7 separate regions of the Homo sapiens genome follow, and all the other regions are linked to region 1. The links are chromatin contacts, found by Hi-C in ENCODE. All regions are on one chromosome and are shown on one strand. Each heading gives the region's core, a stretch centred on a gene start or an enhancer-like site at or near the end of the contact. The rest is flanking DNA. Distances are from core to core; before and after follow the strand shown. Region 1 holds the start of UBP1 (upstream binding protein 1). Region 2 holds the start of NR1D2 (nuclear receptor subfamily 1 group D member 2). Region 3 holds the start of TOP2B (DNA topoisomerase II beta). Region 4 holds the start of RPL14 (ribosomal protein L14). Region 5 holds the start of EIF1B-AS1 (EIF1B antisense RNA 1). Region 6 holds the start of NEK10 (NIMA related kinase 10). Region 7 holds the start of RPSA (ribosomal protein SA).

Region 1 (4,293 bases), core at 1,319-3,818:
GTGAAACCCTGTCTCTATTAAAAATACAAAAAATTAGCCTGGTGTGGTGGCGGCCGTCTGTAGTCCCAGCTACTCGGGAGGCTGAGGCAGAAGAATGGTGCGAACCCCGGAGGCGCAGCTTGCAGTGAGCTGAGATCGCACCACTGCACTCCAGCCTGGGCAACAAAGCAAGACTCTGTCTCAAAAAAAATTTTTCTTTTGTAGAGGCAGGGGTCTCGCTCTGTTGCCCATGCTGGTCTCAAATTCCTAGCCTCAAGAGATCCTCCCCTCTTGGTCTCCCAAAATGTTGGGATTACAGTTGTGAGCAACCATGACCAGCCAACACTTTTATTTCTATCCTCCAGAACTCTAATTTTTTTTTTGTTTTTTGTTTTTCGTTGTTGTTGTTTGTTTTTCTAAGGACAGGGTCTCATCTTGTCATCCGGGCTAGGGTGCAGTGGCACAATCATAGCTTACTGTAGCCTCAAACTCCCAGGCTCAAGTGATCCTCCTGCCTCAGTCTCTCTCAAGTAGCTAGGACTACAGGAGCGTGCCATCATGCTCAACTAATTTTTTTTTTCTTGTAGAAGCGGGATCTTGCCATGTTGCCCAGGCTAGTCTCCCAATTGCTGGCCTTAAGCCATCCTCCCAAGCTTTAAGTCTTGGTCTCCCAAAGCGCTGGGATCATAGGCCTGAGACACTGCCCAGCCTGAGGCTCAATTTCTAAATATTTGACCCAGTACTTCCTTAGGGCACAGCCTGATTGAAAAATTGATGGTAGCTTGTACTTTTACACTCTCTCCAAAAACCAGAGAATTATCTTCCCCCAATTCCATTTCTCCAAATTTTCCAACAACTAATAGTAGGCCTGGCTAATCTGGTTATAGACTAGGTTATGCAAGTGAGGTGAGATCATGGAATGAAGACATATCTGAGACCCCCAATGAGACCAATGTTTCCCTTGACTATCCAATTGTTTGTGCAGATTTATTTGTAATAGTGGAATGGAGCTTCCTGAACTGATGGCCAATCTAATGTTTTCGCCTGGAATCAGAGAAATCTGGATTAGTCAAATAGCCCCGGTTTACCTGCTTACTGTGTGACCTTGCACTGTGTAATCTTTACACATTTTCACCTGAATTACCTCATCTCTAAAGTATGGCTTTATCAAATGAAATGTTTGCAAAAATGTTGTGTAAAGAGAAAAACATTCTCCAAGTTAATTTGTGGTTTTTTTTTTTGGAGACCGAGTGTTGCTCTGTCTTCTCCCGGGTTCAAGCCTTACTCCCGCCTCAGCCTCCTGAGTAGCTGGGATTACATGGGCGCGCCACCACATCCAGCTAATTTTTGTTATTTTTGGTAGAGACGGGGTTTCACCATGTTGGCCGGGATGGTCTCCTGACCTCAACTAATTCACCCGCCTCGGCCTCCCGAAGTGCTGGGATTACAGGCGTGAGCCTGTAAGTTAGTATCTAAATCACACAGGCGTTGAGACTATTTTTTTCTGGCTCAGTGCCACTGCTTTATTAGGCTGACATTTTAATCTATGTATTTTTGCACTTAAACTGGCAAGTTGGGGCGGGGCGCTCAGCATTTGGGTCTTATTCTTAGGCAGTAAGTTCGATGCAGGGCGAAGCCCGGGCCTTGACGTTCTCTTCAGCAAGGATTCCGCCCGTCAAGCGCCAGCAGCCGCTCCTAAGGAACTCTGATCCGCACACTGGCTCTGTAAGTCAGCCTCTGGCTCCTGCTTTCTATTTCATCTCTTCCGGTAAAAAGATTTCTGTCTTTTGGCCGCAGTGGCGCGTGCCCACGCTAGGTCGCTGAGGAAGACCCTTCGGGCCTTCTGAGCAGCGTAGCTGTTACTGTGGCACGTCCTAATGGTTCGGTCCAACTTCAGGAGACCGCCTGCCCTTAGGATGACCAACAGCTAGTTCAACTCAGGATAGCCAAGCTGCTCTCGGCAATGCAACCAATAGGGGAAGTCTTTCCAGAGCTCTTTCTCAGGAGCGTTGATTGGCTTATTCTCACGCCAATCAAGGTTTTCTGCACAACTGGCTTTTCTGTCACCAGATGGGGTGCAAACCGCTCACTCCCTCGGTAGAGAGGGCATAAAGCAGAGACGACCGGGAAATACCACAGAGGAGCAAATCACCTCCGGAAGTGGCGTTTTGGGTCGCTTTCTACCATGCAGTCCAATGAACTCTTTCTTTTGGCAACAAATTCCGTCTTCGAGCCCGCCCAAGGTGAAGAACATTTTGATTGGTTGTTTAGTCGGGGGACACAGAGACTCACGGGAGCTTCGTCCAAGCCCTTGCAGGTATTGCTCAGTTGGCCTGTCAATCATCTCGCTCGCTAGAAGGGGCGGAAACTGGCAGCCCTTTTGGCACCGCCTCTTCCTGGGCTGCTGTGCGGGGACGCAGCGAGGCCACCCCGGCTGGGAACAGCCGCGTGGGCGGGGCCGCATTGCACTCTCTGGACAGTTCCTGGGCCGCGAGGCGCGGGGAGTGGCCCTAAGCGCGGGGCTGTACGGGGAGGGCCGAGGCGTGGGGCGAACGCCGGGGCGGGGTCGGGGCGGGGCCGGGGGAGGCGGAAGCGGCGCGTGAACCTAAGTCGGAGTCGCGTTGAAGCCAGCGTCCGGCCGGCAGAGCGGCGTCGGCGGGGTTGGCCGGGGCGGTGTGGCGCTAGAGCCTGGGCGGGCCGGGGGCAAGGAGTCAAGGCTTGGGGGCGGGTGACGGGCGGGCGGAGGGCTTGCCCCCGTGTGGTCCTCGGAGCGGCCCGAGGTCCAGCCTCCCAGCGGTCCCGGAGGAGGATGCGACCGGGGGGCCCCGGGCGGGGCGGTCGGCGGCGGCTGCAGCGCTAGCGGCGCGGGGGCTGGGCGGCGGCGCCGGCATGAGGCGCAGGGCCGGTGTCCGCGGGAGGGTGGCGCTGCCGGCGGCCCGGCCGCTCCCGCTGCAATTGCTCGCTGGGCTCGTCGTGCCCTGCCAGTGGGGCCCCCGCAGCTCTCGTCCCGGCCGCCGCTGGTGACCACTCGCCGCCCCTCCGGAGGCTTCACCCGCGCCCTCCCCCAGGACGCGCCAGCGGAGCTCCGGCTCCTTCGCCCTGGACGCGGAGGCCGCGGTGTGCGGGGCGACGGCGAGGCCGGAAGATGGCCTGGGTGCTCAAGATGGACGAGGTGATCGAGTCCGGGCTGGTGCACGACTTCGACGCCAGCCTCTCGGGCATCGGGCAGGAACTGGGCGCCGGCGCTTACAGCATGAGGTACTGGGCTCCCTGGGCGGGGAGAAGCCTCTGTCTCCTTGGGGAAGGCCTGCGCAGCCCTGAGTCTCTGCCAGATGCGGCTGCTCCCAGAGGTGCGCGGGCCTCCTGGGCTGCGGGGTCGGAGTCCTGCCGCGTGGCGGTCGGGGGCCATGGAACCCCAAAGGCCTCTGCTCGCCCTGGTGACGGGCGGGTGGGGGAGGATGGCCCCGCAAGCGTCGGCCTCGGACCGCTCCTGAGTGCTTCATATTTGCTGTAAAACACGCCCAGCTATTAGGATGGCTTGGGTTGGTGGGGGAAGGGGCTTCTTTTCCTTATAAGTGATTTACAAGTCCCATTGGAGCTAGAATACACTGTACGAAAAGGCAGCACTTATATTGGGAGAATACTGTCTAGCGTTTTGGGATCAGTTCCTACTTTGTTGTCCTACATTATGATCTTTTCTGGCTGCAGATTTTAATCACTTGATGTTAGTAAATTATAATTGAAAGAGCAGCGGTGGGAGTAGCACTGTGACTTCGTTTTGTTCTTTTGATTGTCTCAAAGTGAAGTTTCTCATTTTGGAGACTACCCTCTCAGGCTGTTTCCTCTTGAGGGTTTTAAGATGCAGTGATTGCACCACAAATAATTGTTTAGTCTCTGCTGTCTGTACCAGCAGTCATTCATTTTAATATGGAGAGATTGAAACAGATCTGAGCTTAGTCTCCGCCCTTTATCCTTTTTAACTGTTAGGAATTTGGAAACTCTGTATTTTTTTAGTGGCTTTATTGAAATATAGTTTACCATAGCGTTGACTTGACTAATAAAGTCTAAAAATCAGTGGTTTGGCAGCTTTTCAATAATGTGAATTAAGTGTAGCTTTCTGTTCTTTAGAAAATGTCTGATGTTTTGGAAGTGCTCTACAGTTTCCCAGTAGCATTCATACATCTTACTGCAGCTCTAGAGGAGGACTTCTGGGTTAAAGCTGGCCTGGAATCTTGGTGGCTGCTCCTTGAAGTAATTGGGTCTTTAAATCTTAAGGAGAAATTCTGAGCCATAAAGAACTCTCAGAAAGGTTGG
Region 2 (4,293 bases), core at 929-3,428, 9.5 Mb after region 1:
TCCATCCCAAACGGCAACAAGGATGATGAGTGATCAGAAAAAACAATGCTGGGCAAGGACAAAGAGATGAGAACTGTAAATGGAAGAACTGAAGGGGGAAGGGGATGGTCAACATTCATCCGGAGGAATTTTTATAATGTGCCTTGCTCCACGAGGCAAGATTTAGATCAGCGAAGTATTGGAAGAGGGCTCAAACCAGAGAAAAACTTCCTAATTGAGCCAGCCCTTATGAGGTTACTAAAGCTATTAGAATTCATGCTAAAGGGTGGGTTAGAAGAGGTTCACCCTGATCACCTCTGAATTCTAACATGTAGAAGTTTAATTCTATGATAAACTCATAAAATTTTAAAAATACCCTCAAAGGCTAAGTAGGCCGATTAGGTAATCAAAACACAATTAGATCCAGATTTTTGTGAGACAACAGGTTAAAAAAAATAAGTAAATTCTAAAAATACGTAAATAAAATTAGAAAGTGACTTTATTTTTACTTTTGGTGAAAAGTTCACAATACATTTGTTATCGAGGCAAGATTCTTAGAGGCGCATTGCAACTCAAAAAATAAAACAAAAGCTGGCTGTTTCCATAACCTCACTCACTTCAGATCTACCTCATCATTTGGGGCAGACAAAAGGAGGGAAGGGCACCCTGTTGTTCCGTTGCAATGTAACAAAATGTGACAAGAAAAATATTTATAAAGCCAAATTCTCTTGATCAGATTCAGGAAAAGTCAGCGACCCACAGGTTAATTTTTTTTTAATTTAAATGAAGAATGTCCAGTCTTACATATGGTGTTGGAGTCACCTATGATCACCTGAGTCATCCTGACCATACGTGAGCTGCACGCTCAGCTGCGGGTGTGACCCGTTTACTGGAAAACTCCAGCCCGAAGGGATCTGGAAGCAGTTTTTAAGACTGTGTGTGTATGAGACAGGTCGCGTCCTAGAGCAAACGGTTTTTTTTGTAAACAGACGGCATCCTAACAGGGGCGGTGCTACCCAGTCTGCGGGGAGTCGCTCGGGATCGAAGCACCTCAGAGCTCCTTCGAGCGTATCCCTTCGGGAAAGCCCCACGCCTTCCCCGAGGCGCCTCCTCCGGCCTGCAGCACGCCCTCGTCCTGCACTTCCTCCTCGGAATCTGCAAGGTATGCAGCTACCAGCCTCCCCAGGCGCCGGTTCGTTTGGTTTGCGCGGGGTCCGCGCCTTGGGGTCACCTCGCGAAAAGAGCGTGCGGCGTCCGGTGCACTGCGGTGTCAGCGCCCGCTTCGGGGACGCCCCGCCGCGGGGGCTCAGCGGGCGCGCACGCGCGGCCTCCTCCGCAGTGTGCAACCCCGCGGGGGAGGAGGGAATCGCGGCGACGTCACTGCCCCGAGGCTTCCAAAGGGGCGGAGCCTCCCGGGAGGCTGCGGCGCTCCCAGCCAGCGCGCGCGCGCGCGCCCCCGCCCCCACGTGTCCCTGCGGCCCCGGGGAATGTGGGTCAGGGAGCCGAGCGGCCTCACGTGTCCCCGCCCGCCGCCGCCGCCTCAGCGCCCATTATGTAATGCCGCGTCACGCGCCCGCCCAGCCAACCGGCGCCCGCGCGCCGCCGAACGTAAACACAGCGCGCACGTGGCTCGCGCGGCCGGGCCATGTGAGGGGGGGGCCGGGCCGGGCGCCGGCAGGCCGCGCTGCGGCTTTGCAGGGAGACAAGAGGGCGGGCGCCGGGCGGCCCGGGGGGCGATGGGAACCGAGCCAGAGGCGGACACGCGGCGCGCAGCAGCCCACCCCGCCCCACCGGCCATGGGGACACCCCCTGCCGCCGCCCCCCAAAGTGCCCCGCGGGCTCTGAGCGCTCCCTCCGGCCATCCCCCACCCGCCGCAGTCCGGTTCTTACCTGCATTCACCTCCATGGTGCCCTCGCGGAGGCGGCCGGGGCCGCCCGCTTCCCGCAGAGGGGGCAGCGCCGCCGCCGCCGCCTCAGCGCCGCGCCGCCCCGGGCTGGAAGCAGCGGTGGTCGCGGGGCCCCCTCATGGGCAGAGCGGGCGGGGCTCCCGGGCCCCAGGCCGTGCAGCGCACAGCAGGCTGCAGCGAGAGAGGGTGGCGGCGGCCGGCGAGCGGCGCTCCTCGCTGGGTCCCTGACAACAAAAGCGGCGGCGCGGCGGCTTCCTGCAGCCAGCGCACCGCGGCGGCGAGGGCGGCTGACGGGGAGGGCAGCCGCGACCATGTGACCCGCGCACACACCCCCTCCCTCCGCCCGCCCTCGGCCGGCCGCTGCGGCGACCTCCGCCCCGCCGCTCCCCTCCCTCCCGCCCGCTTCCCGGCTCCCCGGCTACCCTTTTCTCCTGCGCTTCCCCCTTCTCCCCTTCCTTCTCCTTGCCGAGCCCCTCCTCTTCCTTCGTTTTTCCCCTCCGTGCCGTAAACCTCTTCTCCGTTTCCCTCCGCCGCATATTCCTCCCCTCCTCCTCCTCTTTCCTCTCCTCCCGGCTGCCTTTCCCGCCTCTGGCCGGGAGTCCTCTCCACGCCCTGCCCCCCAACCTGGTGGCTCTTAGGTCAAAGCGGTGGCTTGGCGCCGAGCAAGGGTGATTCTCAGGACCCCGGCTGGGCCGGCTGGTTCGGGCTTGCTCAACCCTTGCGCCCCCCACCCCCACCCCCCGCTCCCACCCGACCGACCTCCAAACGCTGGTCTCTGAGGGCACAGACCCTTCCCTTTCCCTCTGCACCCTCTAGGTGATTTTATCCAATCTCATAGCTTAAGTAGACCTATGTTCTTGTGATTCCCAGATTTATATTTCAAGCCAAGACCTCTCTTCTAATCTCCAGATTCCTACATCCAGCAGCCCGTTTGATTATGCCGCTTTTTTGCATCTCAGATTTTAGACGGGTGTACGCGTGTGTCCGAACTCAGCTAATGTGCAGTCAAGATCTGGGCGTTTCACCTTGAATGTAAATTTTAGATCAAAAGAAAAAAGCTAGACATAAATTGTATGCGTGCTGAGGTGAATTCTGAGGAAAGTGCATTGATGCCCGCAATTTAAACGCATTACTGAAGTAAGATGGGCTGATAGAGGCATGAATAGATGATATGGTAAGATGTTAAACTTAGGCGATGGGGATATGGGTGTTGCTTGTAAAACTCTTTCCAGTTTGCTCTGAAATTCTTCACTATAGAAGGTGGGGAAAATGTCACGTGGAAGACATATTTACATGTGCAACACCCTATTTCCCCACCCCCCAGGTTTCTTCACCATATCAATATTTACTGTTTTGGTAAATCTGCAAGTTCCTGAAGCCAGCAAAATTATGTTTCTCTCCTAACACTCTCACAGCCTTTTATTCTCCATTCAATCCATTAGCAAGTCTGAGCTATTCTACCTTCAAAATATGTTCAATCCCTGTTTCTCACCGTTGGTATTGCTAGAGCAAACCATTATCTCTTGCCTCAGCTACTGCTCTGGTTCCCTAACTAGGAGAGTGCTTCTTGGGTCCTCCTACAGTCACTTCTCCCCAGCAGTCAAAGTATTATTTTTAAAATGTAAATAAGATCTGATTACTCTGCTGAAAACCCTCCAATGGCTTCGTGTTACACTTTGAAAAAATTCAACGACTTAACCTGACCTGCTTCGCCCTGCACAGATGTGGGTCCTGCTTCTCTTTCCAAGGCTGTCTTGATACCCAAACCCTTCTAAACACAGTTCCCTAATCACGGTAGCCCTCTATTCTTCCCTACTTCTGGAATTTATCACCCTCATGTGATGCTGATGGAAGAGTTCCCCAGGCCACGCTTTGTAGCTTGCTTGCTTTTTCATGTATCAACTACCATCTACTTCTACACAGGTAAAATGAGGTTAATATGAACAGTCTAGAAGGCAGAAAAGAAATCATAAAAGAGGATACCACTCTAAAAAGGCTGTGTACTGTATGATTCCAACTATACGACATTCTAGAAAAGGCAAAACTGGGCTGGGCGCGGGGGCTGACGCCTGTAATCCCAGCACTTTGGGAGGCCAAGGCGGGTGGATCACCTGAGGTCAGGAGTTCAAGACCAGCCTGACCAACATGGAGAAACCCCATCTCTACTAAAAATACAAAATTAGCCGGGGTGGTGGCGCATGCCTGTAATCCCAGCTACTCGGGAGGCTGAGGCAGGAGAATCGCTTGAACCCGGAAGGCGGAAGTTGCGGTGAGCCGAGATCGCGCCATTGCACTCCAGCCTGGGCAAAAAGAGCAAAACTCTGTCTCAAAAAAAGGAAGAAAAGGCAAAACTGGAGACAGTAGAAAGATCAGTGGTTACTAAAGGCTAGAGGGGAAGGAGGGATGA
Region 3 (4,293 bases), core at 1,794-4,293, 7.8 Mb after region 1:
TTTATTAAACAGCAAATGAATAAATATAAAATTGCTTTTCAATTAAATGATTAGCTTGAAACTATAATTCAAGGGTGAACTTAAGGCAGAAAATGCGTCTTCATCACCTTTTTAAATTCCCAGGTCCTGAGTACCTAACACAGTAGGCATTTAATTTTTTTTTCATTGCTACAATAAGGAAATATAAGATCTAAAAATAGAAATTCTGAAGTAGTTAGGATAAGCTCCTATGGAAGCTACTCAGAAATCTTGATTAAATAAAGACCTTTATACAGTTTATAGAAATGACTAATTTCTAGTTTTTCCTTTTGGTCAGTGCTTGCTGTGGGGTAGAAATTAAGTCATTATATGTAATATATACATACAAAGTAGTATCTAAAACTAGACAAACCTGATATAGAAGCTTTTTTTTTTTTTTTTTTGAGATGGAGTCTCGCTCTGTCGCTAAGGCTAGAGTGCAGTGGTGCGATCTCGGCTCACTGCAACCTCTGCCTCCCAGGTTCAAGTGATTCTCCTATGTCTGCCTCCCCAGTAGCTGGAATTATAGGCACAGGTCACCACGCCTGGCTAATTTTTGTATTTTTAGTAGAGAAGGGGTTTCATGATGTTCGTCAGGCTGGTCTTGAACTCCTGACCTCAGGTGATCCACCCCTAATTGAAAATTACTTCACATTACCCCAGAAGAGAAAGCTATGCTCAAGTTGCGTACAATCAATTTTATCATAAAGATATGCTAAGTCTGCTGCACAGTTAAAAAGGACAATTCTTTAGAAGCTGAGATACTTTTAATCTAGATTCCGTCTTCCACTCATCACAAATCTCTGCTTTAAAAATGTTGATTTTCATGTATATTCAGCAATTCTTATTTGCAATTCTTCTGGGTAAGTCAGTATTTTCTTAAAACTAGTAACACTTATTAAAAGGCTTTTTCATACTGAGAAGACAAAAGGACTCAATGCCTCACATATGAGGCAAGTGAAAAGAACATTATTTTTATTAATCTATTTGAGTTTTGAATATATTGTTTTATTCATTTCAAAATCTGAACCTAGGCTGGGTGCGGTGGCTCATGCCTGTAATCCCAGCATTTTGGGAGGCCAAGATGGGCGGCTCACTTGAGGTCAGGAGTTCGAGACCAGGGTGGCCAACATGGTGAAAACCCCGTCTCTAGTAAAAGTAAAAAAAATTAGCCAGGCATGGTGGCCGGTGCCTGTAATCCCAGCTACCTGGGAGGCTGAGGCAGGAGAATTGCTTGAACCTGGGAGGTGGAGGGTGCAGTGAGCCGAGATCATGCCACTGTACTCCAGCCTGGGTGACAGAGCAAGACTCTGTCTCTAAAAACAACAACAAAAACGGAAGATAAAGAGCTTTGACAACTTAAGTTTAAAAAAGGAGACAGCTATGTATTTTATAGCTTAGCTTCTACCTAGTACATCTTCATAAAAAAAACTCATTGCCTTTAAAATTACCCCTTTTCAAACAAAATACATGTGTACTTGGAGATGCAAACTCACAGTAAGAACACAAGATCATTTTAACAAGCACTAAACTGAGGCTCAGGGAAGTTAAATAACAAGGCTATGGATACTTGGTCAGGTTCAGAAAAGTTTGCACCCCAAGTTCAAGGTAAAGAAAGGCTTCACTGTTCTGAAGTCCCTAGTATGGCAAAGTTACATGGCCATCAGAGAGCTAATTAAAAAAACTATGTTTAAATTATTTCCATGTTTCAGAGTTCTCCACCTCTAGACTCAGAATGCAGTTTAAAGATGTGACCTGAGACATTTTTGTTTTCCCTTGAGAGGAAATGCACAGTTGGAAGTTCACAAAAACACCTCTTCAAAAAACAGTAATACTGTTTTCATCTTTATAAAAAGCTTTCATCACAACTCTTTGGTGGCACTTCATGCCTTCAAGTACTCATTTTGGTGATCGTTGGCTCCCTTTTAGTCTGTCTCACAAGCCAGGTTATAAATGGTTTGAAATCAGGGGCCTTGTTTTTACTTTGAACCCATCGCAGAGCCTGGCACAGCGTGGCAGAGTGTGCGCCCAATAAATACTTGAGTGGAATTACACTGAAAAACAGGAAGAAGTAAAGCCATCTTCCATCTGCCAAAGACTGTGATGTTGCTGTATTGGTAATTTTCATTCTTAGAAAGCTTTAATGTGAATGAAATTATTCCTTACTGTGCATTTGAAAATTCCACTGAAAACAGTTTTAAAAATTAAGCATGCCCTCTTAGAGGCAGGGGGCACAGTTCTGGACAGATGAGAAAAGTGACAGTGACATCTCTGCATTGTTCAGAGAAGAAAGGTCAACAAAGAGTAGAAATAGAACACTCAACCCACCCTGCATTCTTTCCCTAGAACATTCTCTGTGTGTCCCTTATCATTTAAGCTTTTCATATGTAGTTTTCTTGAAACTGACCATATGCTCTTTTGGGGTGAGGGGAGGAGACGGAAGAAGGAGATGGAGAAGGTCTGAGATGATTTTTTTCGACAGCAGCGTCCACTTAGGCCCTTGGGGAGGCCGGGTCACGGGGCCTCCTTGCACCAGTGGTCTACAACGTCTTGCCTGCGGTTTACAACCGCTCTTTTAAAATAATTTCCCTTTGGGACGGCCCCCGGCTTCTTCCTGCCACCCCCATCCCCACCCCGCCCCCATCCTCATCCTTAGAGGCCCCAGGCAAACGCTTCGGATTCCCGGTTAGGTCTCAGAGTAAACAGCACGCTTGGAGGATTACAATCGACCCGAGGCCAATTCGACCCTTTCCCTTTGCCGCCCTCAATTGACCCTTGAAGCAGCCCCTGCTCTCCCTTCAAATGGAAAACCCACAGACACACACACAAACAAAAACCCCAAGTCTTCCTTTCGGTTGCTACCCGCAATGACGTTTCCCCCCTCGGGTCCCGCCCCTCCAGGGGGCTTGGAATTTTGGGATTGGCCGAGAGGCTGTGGCGACAAGGCCCGGATTGGACAGCATGGCGCTGACTGACAGCGGGGGCGGCCGCCGCGCCCTCCCTCTCTCCCCGGTGTGCAAATGTGTGTGTGCGGTGTTATGCCGGACAAGAGGGAGGTGACCGTGGCGGCGGCGGCGGCGGCTCTGTTTATTGTCCCTCTCGGTGTGTGTGTGTGAGGAAATCGGGGCTGCAGCGAGGCTAAGGCTGCCTTTGAAGCAGCGGCGGCGACCGGGACGACTACTCTGGCGACTCGAGTGGCTGGCCTTCGCGGAGTGTGAGAAGGACAAGGCACCTCTGCGTCCTCGCCACGTCCGAGCGCCTCGGGCTCCCCGGCCGCCCTCGCGGCTCGCACGCCCGGGCTTCAGCCCGGCCTGCAGCGGCGCCCGCGGGCGGGCGAGAAGGCAACGCCGCCGCTCGGCCGCCGCCGGTCGCTCCCTGCTTTCTCCTCAGCCGCCGCGCTAGGCCCGGGCGACGCGGACGCCGCGCCTCGAGTTTGAGGGCAGCCGGCGGCGCGGCCTCCTCAGCGGGCTCGGCTGGACGTCCGCTCCGGATCTTCGCGATGGGGCGCGGGGGTCGGCGCGGCTAGGAGTGCGGCGAGTGGAGCGGTGGGTGCGGAGCGGCGGGGCCCAGCGGCCCGCAGGGAGGCGGGAGCGGCGGCTGCGGCCTCAGGGCCTGTGAGCTGGAGGCACTCGCCATGGCCAAGTCGGGTGGCTGCGGCGCGGGAGCCGGCGTGGGCGGCGGCAACGGGGCACTGACCTGGGTGGTAAGTGGCTGGTCCCCGGGACGGGCGGCTGCATTGTTCCGGGCCCGCGGCGGGGGCGGAATTCCGAACGGGCGGGGGAGGGGAAAGGGAGGGAAATCCCGTCCCCCGAACGGGCGCTCCATAGGGGCCTGTGCTTGCAGAATCCTCCAGCCCGCTCCCCGCGCCTTTTCTTTCTTTCTTTCTCTGTACGTCTCTGGAAGTCCTGACTGCCAGAGCGTAATGTGTACTTGAAACTTTGGGGGGACAAAACCGCGAACGTAACATACAGCCCCCGCTTCCTCTCTTTTCTTTTTAACCAGACTCTTCCGGGGCAGCCGAACCTGAAATGGTGGGGATGGCGATAATGCAAGTGTGTCTGTGTGGGGCAGCATTTTCTCCAAATGTAGTTCAAGAAAACCCTGGGAAAAGGGGTGTGTGTGTGTGTGTATTCTAAATGCAGCTCTTTCTGGGGCTTTAATCTCAAAGAAGAATGCATTGGGATTTCTACAGCAACTTGCACTTCAATTTGGAAAGCCTCATTCAATGCGCTCAATTGAGAGCGCATTGGGGATGACTTTCACAGCAGTTAATAC
Region 4 (4,293 bases), core at 792-3,291, 7.0 Mb before region 1:
AACTGACACACACTGAGAGCTTATCTAATGATAGCTAGTAGCAATAAACACAAGACTTAGTATTGTTGTTTACTTTAAGCTAAAAATTTGGCAGAAACCAGAAGAAAAGAAGATGGCAAATCTAAACAAAGGCAAAGCCCTAAACTACCAGGATAGAAAAGTGACCTCAAGGCATTTATTTTATTTATTTATTTTTGAGACAGGGTCTCACTCTGTCATCCAGGCTGGAGTGCAGTGGCATGATCACGGCTCTCTGCAGCCTCGACCTCGCTAAAACGATCCTCCCAACTCAGCACCCCCAAGGCCCCCCTACCTGGGATTACAGGCGCGTGCCACCATGCCCAACGAATTTTTTTTTTATTTTTTGTAGAGATGGGGGTTTTCGCCATGTTGCCCATGCTGGTCTTGAAACTTGGGCTCAAGAGACCCTCCCACCGTGGCCTCCCAAAGTACTGGGATTACAGGCATGAGCTATCACGCGCAGGCAAGACATTTTAAAAGTAAATAATCCCTGTCTACTTCTATGATGCAAATCCCTCTTCAGGATGGCTCTGAATCTTCCGTATTGTTTACTCCAAAACAAACTTTTACTAGCATAAACAAATCTGGGGATGGGAGGGAGGAGTGATTAGTGGACAGTTACCTGTGCGGAAACTTGAGGATGAAATCAGTGAGCTGCATGCACTTGAAAGGCATGGCCTGTCTCCTCACTTGAGTGCAAGGTCCATCGACCAAAGCCTAGAACACAAACATCAAGAACTTCAGTGCAAAATCTAACAGCAATTAAAATGGTCAGATGGTTCTGTAACATTACTTATCCGTTCAGGGCCATCAAACCCACACTACTATTTTAATAAATTGCTCAGAAAAGACAAGGATTGTCCTATCTGGGTTATATATATGTATGTCTTTTGCTCAACACAAACATTTCTCCACATCATTAAATGCTCCTTCTTAAACTATATAGTACCCCATAGAAACCAACCACATGTAATTTACAGGCAACTTTAGGACTCTGATCCCTGCTGATTTATAGTCAGTGGTCAACTCCTTAGTTTGCTTGTTTCAAATACACAGCAGTAAATACAAAAGTGCTTTCTACGTGCTGGATCTGTTCTAAACTCACTTTACGTATAGTAACTCATTTAAAACTAACCAACGTTTCAGCCTATAACTGGCTCTAGCTTAAGTGGCTAATACTGAAATTCAATACTAATAGCTAACTTCAGGCTGTGCTTAAAACCCGTACCATTACCTGTTTCCTCAATGGTAAAATAAAGCGACTACCCATAGCATCCTCATCTTACACAGCCATCGAGACAATTCATTATTGCCATCTGCAGGGCACATGTCCACTGCCATGTTTAGTAAAAAGTTGTGACACTTACCCTGTTCTGATCAATAACATCTACAATCGCGACCAATTTTCCGGCATGAGGTCCAAAGGAGACATAGGCCACCCGGCCAACCTCCACGAAGCGCCTGAACACCTAAAATTGGAGGAGAAAGGACAGTGAAACTTACTTAGAAATACTCGCTACATATGTCACCTTCTGCAGCTAAAGACAACATGGTTAAATTCAGCGAAAAAGAATGCTGCAGGGAACAAACGCCCGAGAGCCAGGCGCCAACCTGGATGGACGAAATCAGCAAACGCCTCAGTAGCTTAAGCCCGGTTCCCAACGCCCGCCAGCTCCCAGGTCCGCAAGGCCCACACGGCAGGACAAGGCTCTCGGACCACGAGCCGCATCAGCCATCCAGCTCCAGCGGCGGAGGCGCGCACGCGTGGCCCAAGGCGCGCCAGGCCTGCCGGGCCCTCCACGCGCTCGCCAGCGGCGAGTCCGGGAAGGGCGCGAGTCCGGGAAGGGCCCGATTCCGCTGCACAGCCGGCCCGGGGACCCTCACCATGCGCTTCCCGGGACCCTCTGGGAGCCGTTTGGCGCCTCAGCTTCCCAGCGGAGGTGGAGGTCGAGCGGCATGGTCGACGGCCCCGGAGCCCGCAACAGTAAGACTCACCATGTTGGCGGCGTTAGGCGAGAAGGAAGAAGACCCGCCCAACCCTGCGCATGTGTAGAAGAACGCACCGCCCCTGCGGTAACGAGTCACCGACGTGAGCACCGATTGGTTGGTGCGTGCGTGCGTGCGTGCGTACGCACGCGCTCGCAAGCTCACTGGGAAAACATGGCGGAGTCGGCTGGCGTTAAGTTGCTTTTTGGCAAAGTTGGGCGGCGAGATTGTTTTTGGTGATTTGGATTAGAAAGCTGCAGGAGGGTCATCGCTTAGTAATTTAGGGTTAAGAGTACAGAAGCTATGTCTTCCGTTGGTCGCATGCCATTTGAGTTCCTTTTTATTTCCTCGAGTTTTATTTGTTGGTTATTCATGGCTAGGTCTGTTCGCTCCTCACGTTCTCTCCTAATCTCAGTAACTTTGTTAACCTTTCATTTTCAAGTAATTCACAGTTACAGAAATATTGCTAAACTAGTACAAATAATTCCCACAAACCCTTCTAGATTCCACAAATGTTAACGTTTTGCATGTGCTATATCATTTGAAAGGAAATTGCCGACATGATGTCCTTCTATCGCTACATTTTTTTTTTTTTAAAGACGGAGTCTCGGTCTGTTGCCCAGGTTGGAGTGCAGTGGCGGGGGCTTGGCTCACCGCAACCTCCGCCTCCCGGGTTCAAGTGATTCTCCAGCCTCAGCCTCCCAAGTAGCCGGGACTACAGGCGCGCGCCACCATGGCCGGCTAATTTTTTTGCATTTTTAGTAGAGACAGGGTTTCACTATGTTGGCCAGGCTGGTCTCGAACTCCTGACCTCGTGATCTGCCTCCCTCAGCTTCCTAAAGTGCTGGGATTACAGGCGTGAGCCGCCGTGCCTGGCGTTACATTCTTTTATAGAGACAGGGTCTCCCTCAGTCGCTCAGGCTGGAGTGCAGTGGCGCGATCATGGTTCCCTGCAGCCTCTAACTTCTGAGTGAAGACGATCCTCTCGTCTCGGCCTTCCAAAGTGTTGGGATTACCGGCGTGAGCCACCATGCCCAGCCTATCTATACGTTCTTAAAATGTGTATTTCCTAACAACAGAGAGATTCTCTTATGTCATCAGTACACTTATCAAAATCAGGAAATTGATATTGCAATAGTACTATTATCTAACCTTCAGTCCTTATTCAAATTTATAAGTTGTTGCTCCTATGTTCCTTGGAGCAAATGGGAAAAAAAATTGTTTTTCCAGGCTCTTGATCTAATGGAGGATTACAAATTGCAATTATTTATCAGGTCTCTAGTCTTTAACTGATAGTTTTAGATTTAACTGTTAAATTTGTAACATGGGTTTGTTGGAGTTTTCCTCATTGGATTCAGATAGTGAATTTTTGGTAGAAATGCTATGTCCTTGGTGCATCACATCAGAATACATTCTCTCTCTCTTCACTCTCTCTCTCTCTATATATATACGCACACACAAACACTTTTTTTTTTCTTTCTTTTTTTGAGATGGACTCTCCCTCTGTCACCCAGGCTGGAGTGCAGTGGTGCGATCTCGGCTCACTGCCACCTCTGCCTCCCAGGTTCAAGCAGTTCTCTGCCTCCCGGGTTCAAGCAGTTCTCTGCCTCATCCTCCCAAGTACCTGGGATTACAGGTGCCTGCCACCACGCCCGGCTAATTTTTGTGTTTTAAGTAGAGACAGGGTTTCACCATTTTGGCCAGGCTAGTCTTGAACTCCTGACCTTGTGATTCACTTGCCTCAGCCTCCCAGAAGTGCTAGGATTACAAACGTGAGCCACTGTGCTTGGCCACACACATATACATTTTTTCGAAGAGATGGGGTCTGGCTGTGTTGCCCAGGCTGGAGTGCAGTAGCTATTCACAGGTCTGATTGTAGCCTGCTACAGCCTTGAACTCATGGGCTCAAGCAGTTCTGCTTCAGCCTCCAGAATAGTTGGGACTACAGGAATACACCACCACACATGGGTTCCCAATATTGTGGTGGTATTTTATTCTTTAGATTTTTACCCAGGCCAGTGCAGAGAGGTGTTACCTTTTATCACTTGATTAAGGTGATGATCTTTGCCATGACAGTTCCCAGATGTATTTCAAGCCTTTCCTCTAAGCTCTATGCCAGCATATCTTCCCTGAGACTGCTCTAGCAGCCTCCTAAATTCTGTCTTTAATCTGTTCTCTGCTCAGCAGTTAGAGGGATCTTTTAAGTAAGTAAATCAGATCACATTATTTCCTGTTTTTAACAGTTCGATTGCTTTTCATAATATTTGGAATAAAATCTCAACTTCT
Region 5 (4,293 bases), core at 1,346-3,845, 6.9 Mb before region 1:
AGTGAAACGTAATAAACTGAACAATAAACACTCAAAACATTTTCCATTGGAAACATGTAAAGACAATATGAGGTTTTGTTACCATCTTACTGCAATTTTCTTATGTGTTACTAGTCTACATACCCCATGTTTTCTGTAATCATGCAGATGTGAATGGAAGTTTGAATGATTAAATAAATGAAAAGTCCGTTTACTGCAGGGAATCATTTCACAAGGCAGCCAAACCGGGTTTAGAGAACAAAACTATTCAAGAAATTCTCCACGTATTTAGGTTCATTTTAGAATCCATGAACCTTAAGCTGTTCCTCCTTTACAATGCCAACCTGTAAAATAAAATCTAATTTAGCAAAATAACTCTGAGAAATATAAAAATTCATTAAGAAAACATGGAAGAGTAATTAAAAAGAATCACTATCAACAGCTTACTGCAACACTGTTGTCTGTGGCATGCACTGCTGATAGCCAACAATTCAACACGTATTTGAATACTTTACATGCCAAGAAATAGCCTGTGTGTGTATATAAAGAAATGATCAGAATACTCTAATGACAAAATAAACCAGATAAAGGTCTTTGCTTTCCAAATAACTACCATGTCTTTATTTCACCTAATTTCCTTCATTCGTATGATTTTTTACTTAGTAGAAAACAAATCATGTTGCCTTTAAATACAATTTTAAAAGCAATCTCAAGGTTACACATAAAGCACCCAATCACTCACCTCCAAGAGAAACTGGCAGATGTTTTTTCTTTGGTCACCTTGAAGCTGAATAACCTCTCCGTATTCAGGATGTTCAATCACAGTACCATTACAGGCAAATTTCTGGAAAAGTGCATAAATATACAACAAAATTTAGTCAACTACTATGAGGTTTTATTTCACCGTATGAACAGAATTAGCCATTTCAGTAAGCTAGATCATATTTAGAGAAACAGATTTTGTCTCCTATAATCCACAATCCTTCCAAATTAATTTGTAAACCAGGAAATGATTTTATGTGTAACATCAAGAACTAAATATTTCACATTTAAATTTATTTAAAAGCAACGCGAATCTTCTTTTAAAATGAGAGACCACACTGGGAGAATAACTAAATATTTACATGTTAATTACAAAAATGAGAACAACTTTCTTGGTCTAGTTATTTTCATCCACGCCGATATAAAGGTGTGAATCATAATCCAGTTCAGAGGTGTGCATCAGTAACTCTAATCCTTTCTTCCTAATCCCTTTACCTTTTTGAAAGCTTTCACAAGTTTCTTTTTGTCATAATCATCTGCAATGCCCTGAACAGTAGTCAGTGTCTTTCTGCCGTTCCGTTGCTGGATTCTTATATGAATGTAATCCTCAGTCCCTGCCGGGAGTAAGTCGTCACCCTTAGTTGCATCAGCAAAGGGGTCTGCGAATGGATAAAAAAAAAAAAAAAATCCAAAGTAGAAAAATATTTTTTAAGAAGTACTTTCCAGAAATACATTATACTACCAATCCAGACAGTCATCAATGAAGGTTCTAGTGCCTTTGCTGTTTTTGCCGGTAGGAATGGAGATGGGGGTGGAGTATTAATAAAACCCCCAAGATACTCTCACAAAAAGAGAAACATTTGAACAGCTATGTCCATTGTAGAAAAACGCTGTTATAGATAAATAATGTTATCGTTCAATATGGTCCTCTAATGAGAAAAAGATTTAGAAAACCTTAATATTGTAGCCGCTATAAAAATGTGCGTCATCTCGATTACATTCTGATGAAAACATAAACATTCGAATACGCCCACCTTAATCATTTAACCGTAACTGTGCCTTGCCAAAAAAAAAGTAGATTACATATATATCAAGAGGCGTAATTTAACAAATTGCTACGCAAGCAGAGAAGACTGAACCACTGGCCAGTGACAGATCAGAGGCTTGCATCCGCATCTTTCCCTAAGTGCCCCCAGGAGCTGCCAGAGAACGGGCGCCGATCCCTGGTTTCCCTGGCCCGGCATACCCTTTGCAAGTAGCAGGGCCGATCTAGGAGTCCACGAAATAGGATCGCCAAGGTTTCAAGGGGCAGAAGCGGAGGCGAGAGCCGGGTCAAGGACGGGGCAGGGGGTGGCGCAGGGCCCGCGGCCGGGGCTCCGAGAGGAGGGCTCGGAGTCCGGCGCTGTCCTCGGGGAAGGGGTCGCCAGGGGCCCCGTCGCCATTTTCTGGGCGCCGAGACAAAGCCCCACTAGGGGTGCGGGAAGGGCAGAAAGGGGGCCCCTAGGGGCGGTGGCCAGGCGGGCAAAAGGCCGAGATGCGCGCCGGGCAAGGGAGGGAGGCGGCGGCGACGGGATCTTACCGAAAGATTGGAGGTTCTGGATAGTGGACATGCGATACTAGTGTGAGGCCGGTGAGGGGATAAAATTCCTGCGGGGCCCGCCCGGATCACCTTGTCAGGAGGCTGTAGTGGCGAGAAAACGGAAATAAATAAGAAAACGCTTCGCCCTGGGGTTGGGATTAGGCTGGAGTGGCGGCGGCGGAAGCCGGGAGGAGGCAGGAAGAGGCGAAGGAGGAGGCGGAGGAAGAGGCGAGGGCGCGAGAGAAGAGGCGGCGCTGCGGCTTCTCGCACAAAATGGCCGATGGAGACTATTTAGCCGCGCCCGCGGCCCCTCCCACGTGACCGTCCCGCGCCGAGCATCCTGGGACTTGTAGTTTTCTGGAGGCAGCAGAGCCCGGAAAGCCTGAGGCCGGGGGCGGCCGAGACCGCAATTCCCGTCACGGAGTGCGTCCTCTAGCGCGGGGCGGAAGACCCGCGAAGTGTTCAAGCGGCCGCAGAGCGGCCCAGAGTTCGCAGGTCTGGGGCTCTCTTCCCAGAGAGCTCGTAGGGGAGGACAGTCAAGGGACTCAAGCGTCTCTCTTGACTCCCCTTCTCTCGCTGTGCAGTGGCGGCGCCGAGGGGTCGACGCTCAGGGCTAATCTCTATGAGTCACCCTCGAGGCCCCGGGTAATGTAAGTAAAATCGGGGTGCAGGAACAAAACAAGTCCCCTTGCTCCGGCTTTCAACTCATTGGCCCCCGCTCAGCAACTACCTGCATTGAAATTCCAACCCCAGTTGCAGGAGCGGTGTTAGTCTCAACCAATACTGGAGATGGGAGCCTCTCTTTCCAGGATTGGACGGACCTCCGATTCCCTAGCACGGTGGATCTCAGACTAAAGCGTGTGTCTCTGGAGGGCTTGAGAAAACACTGATAGACCCCAGAGTTTCTGTTTCAGGAAGTCTAGGGTGTGACCTGAAAATCTGCAATTCTCATAAGCTCCTTGGTGATGCTGATCCTGCCTGCTGGTCTGGGATCAGGCTTGAGAATCACTGCCCAGCTTAATCCTGGGCCTGGCATCGAGTGGGGGCCAGGTGTGTATGAACAGAAGATACCAGAAAATCAGCTTGTCAGCTCATTTTGTGTGCCTCAGAAGGCCCAACAGAGAATTCAGGAAAGATGCCAGGTATAAGCTGAAGGTGAGCTCAGCAAATAGGTTAATTGATGGAGTCATGTACCAGACCGTAATATCTTCCTATCAGGTCACGCACAGAAAAATAAACCCGAGACTTTGGGAATTGGCTCACTCAGGCAGGTGTGTTCAATTGTCAAACTTGGTTGGCTTTCTGGAAGCAAAGAGATAGACTAAAATTTAGGGATTCTTAACTTTTTTGTGTGTGCCATGGCAATCCTGTGAAGCTGCTGAATCCCTTCTCAGAATAATGAGAAGTTAAGTTTTAAGTTCACAAAGTACATAGGATTACAAAGGAAACCAATTATATTGAAATTTAAAAAATACATTAATAACGTGTATTTCTTTATTAATACACTAATAAGATCTAGCAAGATTAGGTCTAATACTATAATTTCAAAAAGCTGATAAATGTAAGAGATATTTTGTGATGTCCGTAACATCAGAAATTTAATATGAAAGTATGTGTAACTTCTGTTGGTGCGAAGTGACAGGTCCTTCTATCACTATGATGTTGCCTTTATTCATAATGGAAAGAAATGGTAAATTTTGCTTAGAGGTTAATGAAAATGCAGATATAATCTTTCCCCATCCAATTTTAGGGATCTCCACCCCTGCAGTTTTATCCATGAGCCAAGGATCTGCAGACCGCAGGTTAAGAATACCTGGATTTGACAATCTTTTGTAATTAACAATGATGATAAGTGCCATTTATTTAGTACTTACTGTTTGCCTGTTACAAAGCTTATATATAACATTATTAATCTTCATAGCTATTTTATAAGGTAAGCATTACTCTATGCACCAGGTGTGGAAATGAAGGCT
Region 6 (4,293 bases), core at 504-3,003, 6.1 Mb after region 1:
TAATCGCTGCAGCTTTCAGGGAAGTTCAGGAATATTCTGGGATGGCCAAAACATTAGTTTAAGACTTTAATTTTACTGAGTAGTGGAAAGATGGGAAGCACAATTGGTATTCTGGTGAAGATGAGAAGTTCAGTGCAGTCATGTCTCACTGCTTAATGTTTATTTTTTGAGATAGAGTCTTGCTGTGTCTCTCAGGCTGGAGTGCAGTGGCATGATCTTGGCTCACTGCACCTCTGCTTCCTGGGTTCAAGTAATTCTTGTGCCTCAGCCTCCTGAGTAGTAGGGACTAGCATGTGCCACCATGCCCGGCTGATTTTTCTGTTTTTAGTAGAAACAGGGTTTGGCCATGATGGCCAGGCTGGTCTCGAACTCCTAACCTCAAGTGGTCCTCCTGCCTCGGCCTCCCAAAGTGCTAGGATTACAGGTGTGAGCCACCAAGCCAGGCCGACTGCTTAACATTTAGAATGTATGTACAGAATACTTTTTCTACTCAGCATCGGTCTTCCTGCCCCGTCACCTTGTTTTGTTTTATTGGTAACATTAATCCTGATTGTTTTAGATCTCTGAAGTTTAATTAGTTCTGCTATACTCACCAGAGTTTGGCTTTCATCTCGCCTTTCTGCATTTCCAAAATAGGACCGTCTTCATTTTAAAAAATGCTTTCAATTACCCAAGCTTAAGTATTGTTAATCCAATGGGCCTACTTACTATCCACACCAGAAAAACGTTAGGGTTCACTGTATTCATTTAAAATCCAGTTTGGGAAGATGTAACCACCAGACACACACACGAGCGTTTAGTGATACCAAGATGAGGTTGAACAGGGCCCAGTACTCGAAGAAATCGTCGAAGGAGCATCATCGTGGTTAAGACCAGACTCGAAGTAGGTTTTACCCTGACTCCATCACTAGCTCTGCCATACTGGACTACTTAGGAAACTTCTTGTGCCTCCATTTTATAACTAAGTGAAATAAGGAAAGAATTTGAAATCGTGCCCGGCACAAAATTAAGCACTTAATAGATTGGCATTTTTCATTTATTTAAAGTTACAGAATGTCAGGTATATTTTTAAAGCGTTATCTAATGCAGTTCAGAAATTTTAAAGAAGCTCCAGACTTTCACAAAAGGTGAAGTGACTTGCCCAAAGCCACAAAACGAACTGGCGATAGTTATACTATACAGGTTTCTTGAATCCCAGGTCACTCTTTTTGTGAAAAATACGGTGCTGTGGCACCTTATTCTCATTGCCTGTGGCTTGAGTAACTGAAGACGTTTTCATGCCATATGAAAGGTATTTAGCATGCTGCATTGATTCCTTATCAGATTAAATCTTTGCTTTTAAAGAGAATTGATTTTTAGCCCATAGCAATTCTTGAAAGTAAACACTCCAAGATGAAGCTGCCCTTTCCCATCAAAGGTTAGACACCCTAAATCCAGAAAAATCTTCAACGTGTAGGAGACCTGTTCACAGGTAGCTCTAGGTTCCGGTGAAGTGGCTGCAGCACAGCCTTCAGCATCACTTGCTGCCTCTTCTGCTTGCAAGCTTGGTGGTGGATCTAGCGCGTCTCTGGTTGCTACGGCGATTCCCCGGCAGGCGTCATCCGTCGCTATGGCGTTCTGCACTGCGCAGCATGGCTGCTCCCGATTGGCTGAGGCGCCCCAGGTGGCGGAGGAAGAATTGTCGGCATTGGCCTGGCCAGCGCTGGTTGGTGGCCTGGAGGAGGATTTGATTGGAAAACCAACGGTGCAGCTGGCCGCGGTGTCCCTGAGGTTGAGGGGACCGGGAATAGGCTGGGGGGAGGACGGGACGGGCTGAGACTGGACGGGACCCCCGGTCTGCAGCAGCAGGTGACAGCAGCAGGGACAATGATAAGGAGATTGGCCTGAAGGAGGGACCGTCCCTCCCGCGCGGTGAGTAGGCGGGAGCCGGTGCTCGGCTGTGCCGGCGAGCAGCTTGAGTCAGGGTCTCCGGGGAGACGTCCTCAGGTCCCTGTGGAGCGGCCCCGAAGCCTCGGGAGCCAGCTTCACTAGACAAGAGGCAGAGGTAGAGAATGCGGCTGTGGTGGGTAAGTGAGTCACTGCGTGAGGCAGTCTTTTCAAAGCAGGTGGGTTTGTGTTGGACGGATGGATGGTGGGAAAGCGCCATCAACGATGCTTCTTGGCGCTTCCATTTTGATAACGGAATTATTCTGGTTAAATGGAGCCTGAATGTGTCTCTTCCAATCTGCTCCGACGCCTCTGGAGGTTCATTCTTCATCTCTATGAGCGTCGCTTTTCTGCCTTCTCCTTACAGGATGCTGCTTTGACTTTGCCCCTCTGCTTTTCTGCCCTACTTCGGTGAGCCCTTCCACTTCCTCGCCTCAGGCACCATCTATCTGACGATGATTAGAAAGTCTCCAACTGGAACCTAGCCTGCTCTACTAACTGTCAGACCCCAAAATCCAGCTGCCAAGTTAACGCCACACATGTGCAACCCTGAACGCCATCTTCCCCATGTCTGCTGCTGCTCTTGGATTCCCTATTTTGGGCATCACTATCCATTCAGCTTTCAAAAACTACACTCTAGACGACATCCATGACACTTACTGCTGCTTCCTCTGCATCTCTATCAATTATCAAGACTATCCCTTCTTAATAGGTGTTGAATCAATTCCCACATTACCATCTCTATTTTTACTGTCTCAATTTCCACCATCGGTTGGTTAAATTCAACACCCATCTGGCTTCTCCGATTCTAGTCTGGCCCTATCTATCCAATCCACTTTTTTCCCCACCATTGTTGAACTGATATATATATATGTGTATATATATATATATGGAGTCCTTCTAAAAAAGACTCCTTTTTTAGAAGGAGTCTTGCTGTGCTGCCAGGCTGGAGTGCAGTGGAGCGATCTCAGCTCACTGCAGCCTCCGCCTTCCGGGTTCAACCAATTCTCATGCCTCAGCCTCCAGAGAGCTGGGATTACAGGCGCGAGCCACTACGCCTGGCTAATTTTTGTATTTTTAGTAGAGAAGGGGTTTCACCATGTTGGTCAGGCTGGTCTCGAACTCCTGATCTCAGGTGATCCACCCGCCTCAGCCTCCCAAAGTGCTGGAATTACAGGCGTGAGCCACCGTGCCCGGCTAAACTGATCTTTTTAAAACGCACATAAGGGCATTTCCCTTCCCTACTTAAAGTCCTGCAATGATTCCCCATTACCCTAATCCAATCTTTAGTTAGGCCTTCTATCAGCAGTTCCATCTTGATTGTTCCCAGAATATGTCACATTCTCTCCTGTGTGTAATTATCTCACCTGTTGCTCACACTGCCTGGAATGGACTTTCCTTTTTGCACCCCCACACTCCTGCTCTCACTCCCCAATCATTTTCTGTATGTTGCTTGATTACTGTTTCTTTCTCTGGACTGCCTCTGTGACGGCAGAGACCATCTTTGTCTCAGTCACTATTGTTATATATATCCAGCATTTAGCCCAGTGCAAGACATCGTAACAGGTGTTCAACAAATACTTGTTAACTGACTGAATCTCTAAAATGAGAAGTTACTGTTTGCCATGGTATCTTTATTTCTTCCAGAAAAGTCAGAAATGGCCAATGAAGCTTTTGCTTATAAAAGGTAAATATTGAAAAAATGTTATAAAAGGTACAGGTTTTACTTTAATTTCAAGACCCTTAGTAATTGGAAACTACTTCAATTCACAGTTTATAGTTCAAGCCATAATCATTATCACGGTAGCTGTTATTATATGACATAAGCTTAAAATGGTAAAGAGAGAGACAGTACAGCATGGTGTGCAAGAGCTAAGCTTTGGAGTCATACATACATGGGTTTGAATCCTAGCTCTAGCATTTTAATTGTGTAACACATAACAAATTACTTAGCCTCTAGTCAGATTCTTTATCTGCACAATGGGGGTATAATAGCACCTAGCTCATAGGATTCTTTTAAAGATTATATGTACATAATTCATACCAAAGGTATAGTGCTTTATATATAGTAAGCTTTCACGTTTAAAAATGAACACACTGGGCTGGGCATGGTGGCTCATGCCGTGAATCCCAGCACTTTGGGACGATGAGGTGGGTGGATCACCTGAGGTCAGGAGTTCAAGATCAGCCTGGCCCACATGGTGAAACCCCATCTCTACAAAAAATACAAAATTAGCTGGGCATGGTGGCGCACACCTGTAATCCCCGCTACTTGGGAGGCTGAAGCAGGAGAATCCCTTGAACCGGGAGGCGGAGGTTGCAGTGAGCCAAGATCACGCCACTGCTCTACAGCCTGGGCAACAAGAG
Region 7 (4,293 bases), core at 891-3,390, 6.0 Mb before region 1:
CCCAAAGTGCTGGGATTACAGGCGTAGCCACCGCGCCCGGCCTGAGTTATTTCTGTTTTCTTATGTCTTTCTATGTCTCACAATGTCTGTAAGCTTTATTTCTATAATATAAAAACTAACCACTGTTCCACAAACCTGGCCAGTATTCCTGGAGGATATAACACTGACATCAGCAGGGTTTTCAATGGCAACAATTGCACGAGCTGCCAGCAGAAGCTTCTCCCAGGTCCTCTTGAGATTTATGATATAGATGCCTAAGTGAGGGCAGAAGGATTTGTAACACTTGACCTGGCTGTGCAAACATTCTTCTCAAGTTTACTCTATGTGGCAGCGAGTACTACCAAACTCCAGTCATAGAGGCAAGCTCTACTGGTGTTAGCGAAAATCCTGCCATTGATATAGCACACTTCCGACACTCAGAAGTTCATGAGCCAAGACTGGCCTCCACCCTGAGCTTTAATAGTGTGCAGCCTAGATTCAGTTGGCTAAATCCATCTTTCCTTTCTCTTTCCCTGTACTTATTCCATCATTGGTTCTTAATAATCCACTTCCTGGCTTTCTGCCACTCTTTCCCTTTTATAATCTGCACTGATGCAAGATTCATCCTAAAACTCCTTTACAGCATGTCACTCCCAAGTCCTTGGTAGCTTTATCTCTAAAATAAGTAAGTGCCTTAGCCAACTTAATGCCTTCCATCCTCTGGTTCTTCCAAACCATATTGTTCATTCCCACCTCTTACCCCACTTTCCACTCAAAATTCAGTTCAATAGCCTGTGTAAGTACCTATGAAGTTGAAGGCACTATGCGAGCTATTAGAAACTCAGCCAATGAACTTTCTCATGTTCATGACCCAACCCAAGTCCCGTAACTCAGACAACTGACATATTCCTCCCCTGGAGCAGAAATCTTTTCTCTCAATAACAAGAACATTTATTTAAAGTATGTTTTCAACGTAGGGGTCTGGCTTCATTTAAGGAAGATAGAAAGAAATTACCCAGAACTAACCACGAGAATAGCAAGCTCAAAATTTGTACTTACAGCTGGAGTAACAAAAAATTAAAGCAATGACTAACCATCACTTTTCCTTTTATAGATGTACTGTTCCATCTGGAAGTCAAGATTGGTGCCACCTAAGTGGGTTCCTGCTGCAAGGAACTTAAGGACATCCTCCTCCTTCATTTGCAGGACATCAAGGGCTCCGGACATTGTGAAAATTTCCCTTTAAGTTACGACGGGAATCTGAAATAAGAGAGCAACCTATTTCTTTTCATTCCATTGAGTTAAGTAGGGCACACCCTTAAAAGCAACCAAAAACTCCATCTGCTATAGTGTCAGGCATTGAGCTTACAGTGTAGTGAAGGGTAAACAGAAAGTTAACCCATACATGTCGTGTATTACGGAACAGCGCACATCTTACTGAGGAAATAGTGTGGACGGCAGAGTAACCGAGTAATAAAACTACACGAAATTAGCGAATGGAAATTCAACACTTCTCAAGATAGGAATTAAGGAAAAGTTGTGGATGCGCCAAGTTAACAACTAGATACAAAAGAGCAGCCATGTTTGGAATATGCAAACTAAAGGCAAAAAAGGCATGAATTGTTTTCAGACATTTTCAAGCAGATTGTAGGCGGATGCTTTGGAATTACTTCGCTGTGCTGTCACCACTTGTTTGTCTAAAAACCCGAGAACCTTAACTCCTGACCCGCACGGCGCGAAGGGAAAACCCGACCAGCCCAAGTAGCTGGTGTAAATCAGCGCCTGGGCCTAGACTCACCGCCGTGTGGGACTCCGAAGGGATAGCAACACAGGATGTTAGCCCGCTTTCTGCACTCCCGCCCACCCGCGGCCTGGTCCGAACCCCAGCTCGGAGCCTCCGCTGGAGGGCGGCCTCCACCCGCTCCCGGGGCACTCTGGGAACCCGCCAGCCCGAGCCTGGCCACGTGCGGGCCGCAGGCCTAAGGTGGGGCGCGCCGGGCGGGAGACAGATCCAGTCTGACCGGCTTTCATCACTAGTCTTCTCACCCTTCATTTGAGCAGGAAAAGCTCATTTTTCTAGCCCTGGAAGGCGCCAGGGACGCTACACGGAACTCACCCAGAACAACGCCGTATGGACCCCTCTGCAGGTAGCACGGAAAAGACAGGCGGCAGGAAATGACGTCCTTATGTACTCCGTTGTCAGCCAATGGCAAAGAAAGTCGAGCGGAAGAAGGGCGGAGCCGGAGAAGAACGCTGCCGGGACTGGGCTTTTTCTTCAGGAAGGCGGGCTTGCGCCGCAGGAGCGGGCCTCTGGGCTGTAGCCGGTAGCGGCATCCTGGTCGGATCTGGGGCGCTTGTGACTTTGGGGTTTCTAGTGCCACAGCGACGCCCTGTGCATAATTCCTGTCCAGAGCGCGGAACTCAAGTTAGTCAGCCAGGCGGGGCGTTCTTACCCAGCCCTTGTACCTGCGAATATGAGCGGCTTTCTAGCCTAAGCTGCCATTTTGTTACCTGAAAAGTAGGAAGGTTTGTTCGACACAACAAATTGTTAGGTAAACAAAAACTTGAAGATTTATTTTATTTTATTTTCCTGGAGAACAGTTTAACAGGACGTAATTCAGATTTAAATGTTCACTTAAGGGAAGTTTTCTCTGAAAAAGTTAAAAAAGATAAGATTGAACTGATCGTATGCGTTATGTCTATCTCATGTATCTATCCATCTATCACCTGGGGGAAGTTTCCCTGAAAAAGTTAAAAAGGACAAGATTGAACAGATGGTATGGATTATATCTATCTTTTTTTTTTTTTTTTTTTTGGTAGAAGAAAAATTTTGCAATATCCATCAGTAGGAGATAAGTTTGCCGGGCGCGGTGGCTTGTGCCTGTAATCCCAGCACTTTGGGAGGCCGAGGTGGGTGGATTGCCTGAGCTCAGAAGTTCAAGACTAGCCTGGGAAACATGGGGAGACCCCCATCTCCACAAAAAATACAAAAATTAACCAATCATGATGGTGCGTCCCTGTAGTCTCAGCTACTCAGGAGGCTGAGGCAGGAGGATAGCTTGAGCCTAGAGGTCAAGTCTGCAGTGAATGTGATTGCACCGCTGCACTCCAGCCTGGGCAATAGAGCGAAATTCTGTCTCCAAAAAACAAACAAAAAAATAGGAGTTAATTGAAGGGGCGCGGTGGCTGTAATCCCAGCACTTTCGGAGGCTGACGCGGGCGGATCCCTTGAGGCCAGGAGTTCAAGAGACCAGCCTGGCCAACATGGCGAAACCCGGTATCTACTAAAAATTCAAAAATTAGCCAGGCATGCCTGTAATCCCAGCTACTGGGGAGGCTGAGGCGGGAGAATTGCTTGAACCCAGGAGGCAGAGGTTGTAGTGAGTGGAGATTGCGCCACTTGCACTCCAGCCTGGGCGACAGAGTAAGACTCCGTCAAAAAAAAAAAAAGTGCAGGTTCCTCTCTGGGGCCTGCTGAGTCAATCTGATTTCTGAGCCCACCCTAAAATGAACTCGTAGACCCTTATGGCCACTCTTCCAAAGGACAGCACATCCAGGTTCTCCTGCAAGTGGCTCTGCAGCTCCACTGAAGCCAGTATGATTTTCTGAGGAGCTTGGAAACCCTTGGACCCTAGCACAGGTCACCCCCAGGCTGCTCTGCTTCATCACCCACCAAGGCTGAAGCACCTGGGGCTTGAGGGACAAATTCAGAGAAGTCACAGCCCCTTGCGGCAAATGCAAATGCCTCCCGCTTCTACGCTTTGTTATGGGAAGAGGAGGCATTCAGTTTGTTGGCAGAAACTCAGGCCACAAGCCTCCTCAGAGGCCCCTGAGTCCCAAAACAATGCCCTGCCCCCTGCACCCAAATGTACTCCTGCTTAACCCTTCACGTGTGGATTGGGATTGCTGAGTAGTGAGTGCAGCTCTGCAGGGTTCCTCCAGGGGCCTCAGCCTTGGCATTAGGATCACCTGGGCAGCTTTTAAAATCTTACACCTGGGCTGAATATATCAGAATCTCTGAGTGAGACCCAAGCATCAGTAGCTTTTAAAGCTCTTGTAGGGGCTTCCCCTCCACCCTCTGAGTGTTCACTGCTAAAATGAACTGACAATAGACAAATTAACAGGAGAAGAAACATACACTTTTTTTTTTTGAGACGGAGTTTTGCTCTTGTTGCCCAGGCTGGAGTGCAGTGGCTCAATCTCGGCTCAACGAAACCTCCACCTCTCGGGTTCAAGCAATTCTCCTGCCTCAGCCTCTCGAGTAGCTGGGATTATAGGCATGCGCCACCACACCCGGCTAATTTTGTATTTTTA

Evidence for each region. A loop is a pair of places that touch in the nucleus more often than their neighbours do. Pooled maps may share reads with other maps.
Region 2: a pooled map shows a loop between it and region 1 (9-fold over the local background). The contact joins the promoter of NR1D2 here to the promoter of UBP1 in region 1. A Hi-C loop is called at or near these places in 2 of 50 pooled maps.
Region 3: a loop to region 1 is called in a pooled map, with 13 times the contacts of the local background. The contact joins the promoter of TOP2B here to the promoter of UBP1 in region 1. A Hi-C loop is called at or near these places in 7 of 50 pooled maps.
Region 4: a loop to region 1 is called in a map of CD8-positive, alpha-beta T cell, with 25 times the contacts of the local background. The contact joins the promoter of RPL14 here to the promoter of UBP1 in region 1. A Hi-C loop is called at or near these places in 1 of 168 maps with a recorded cell type or tissue (CD8-positive, alpha-beta T cell) and 7 of 50 pooled maps.
Region 5: a loop to region 1 is called in a pooled map, with 36 times the contacts of the local background. The contact joins the promoter of EIF1B-AS1 here to the promoter of UBP1 in region 1. A Hi-C loop is called at or near these places in 5 of 50 pooled maps.
Region 6: a pooled map shows a loop between it and region 1 (6-fold over the local background). The contact joins the promoter of NEK10 here to the promoter of UBP1 in region 1. A Hi-C loop is called at or near these places in 3 of 50 pooled maps.
Region 7: a map of naive thymus-derived CD4-positive, alpha-beta T cell shows a loop between it and region 1 (16-fold over the local background). The contact joins the promoter of RPSA here to the promoter of UBP1 in region 1. A Hi-C loop is called at or near these places in 1 of 168 maps with a recorded cell type or tissue (naive thymus-derived CD4-positive, alpha-beta T cell), 1 of 37 single-sample maps with no recorded cell type and 11 of 50 pooled maps.

The regions. Positions count from the first base shown.
Region 1 is chr3:33,438,680-33,442,972 of GRCh38, reverse strand. It overlaps UBP1 (upstream binding protein 1), which reads left to right and starts at 2,568. Exons shown (of 16, transcript NM_014517.5): 1 at 2,568-3,237. The coding sequence starts at 3,125. RefSeq lists enhancers at 1,590-1,879, 2,090-2,279, 2,611-3,110 and silencers at 2,430-2,589, 2,650-2,759, 2,810-3,129, 3,360-3,409, 3,329-3,563.
Region 2 is chr3:23,943,171-23,947,463 of GRCh38, reverse strand. It overlaps NR1D2 (nuclear receptor subfamily 1 group D member 2), which reads right to left and starts at 2,178. Exons shown (of 8, transcript NM_005126.5): 1 at 1,870-2,178. The coding sequence starts at 1,885. LOC124909354 (a long non-coding RNA gene) reads left to right here and starts at 2,284. Exons shown (of 2, transcript XR_007095845.1): 1 at 2,284-3,809. It also overlaps a transcript of NKIRAS1 not described here. RefSeq lists silencers at 1,087-1,628, 1,125-2,314.
Region 3 is chr3:25,663,657-25,667,949 of GRCh38, reverse strand. TOP2B (DNA topoisomerase II beta) reads left to right here and starts at 3,043. Exons shown (of 36, transcript NM_001330700.2): 1 at 3,043-3,721. The coding sequence starts at 3,653. It overlaps MIR4442 (microRNA 4442), which reads left to right and starts at 3,011; the gene lies at 3,011-3,077. RefSeq lists enhancers at 2,743-3,306, 4,264-4,293 and silencers at 3,474-3,833, 3,788-3,976.
Region 4 is chr3:40,455,087-40,459,379 of GRCh38, reverse strand. It overlaps RPL14 (ribosomal protein L14), which reads right to left and starts at 2,041. Exons shown (of 6, transcript NM_001034996.3): 1 at 1,906-2,041; 2 at 1,389-1,490; 3 at 644-738. The coding sequence starts at 1,908. RefSeq lists silencers at 248-542, 1,756-1,805 and an enhancer at 1,948-2,242.
Region 5 is chr3:40,308,000-40,312,292 of GRCh38, reverse strand. EIF1B-AS1 (EIF1B antisense RNA 1) reads left to right here and starts at 2,595. Exons shown (of 3, transcript NR_033965.1): 1 at 2,595-2,970. EIF1B (eukaryotic translation initiation factor 1B) reads right to left here and starts at 2,586. Exons shown (of 4, transcript NM_005875.3): 1 at 2,321-2,586; 2 at 1,237-1,400; 3 at 722-823; 4 at 1-323. The coding sequence starts at 2,351. The coding sequence ends at 279. It overlaps LOC124906228 (a long non-coding RNA gene), which reads left to right and starts at 3,482. Exons shown (of 2, transcript XR_007095876.1): 1 at 3,482-4,293. RefSeq lists a silencer at 2,176-2,225 and an enhancer at 2,496-2,855.
Region 6 is chr3:27,366,843-27,371,135 of GRCh38, reverse strand. NEK10 (NIMA related kinase 10) reads left to right here and starts at 1,753. Exons shown (of 36, transcript NM_001394966.1): 1 at 1,753-1,911. RefSeq lists an enhancer at 1,995-2,495.
Region 7 is chr3:39,404,567-39,408,859 of GRCh38, reverse strand. RPSA (ribosomal protein SA) reads right to left here and starts at 2,140. Exons shown (of 7, transcript NM_002295.6): 1 at 2,096-2,140; 2 at 1,074-1,239; 3 at 136-254. The coding sequence starts at 1,206. It overlaps SNORA6 (small nucleolar RNA, H/ACA box 6), which reads right to left and starts at 469; the gene lies at 321-469. RefSeq lists enhancers at 1-42, 2,107-2,246, 1,628-2,419, 4,005-4,293 and silencers at 312-361, 1,757-1,936.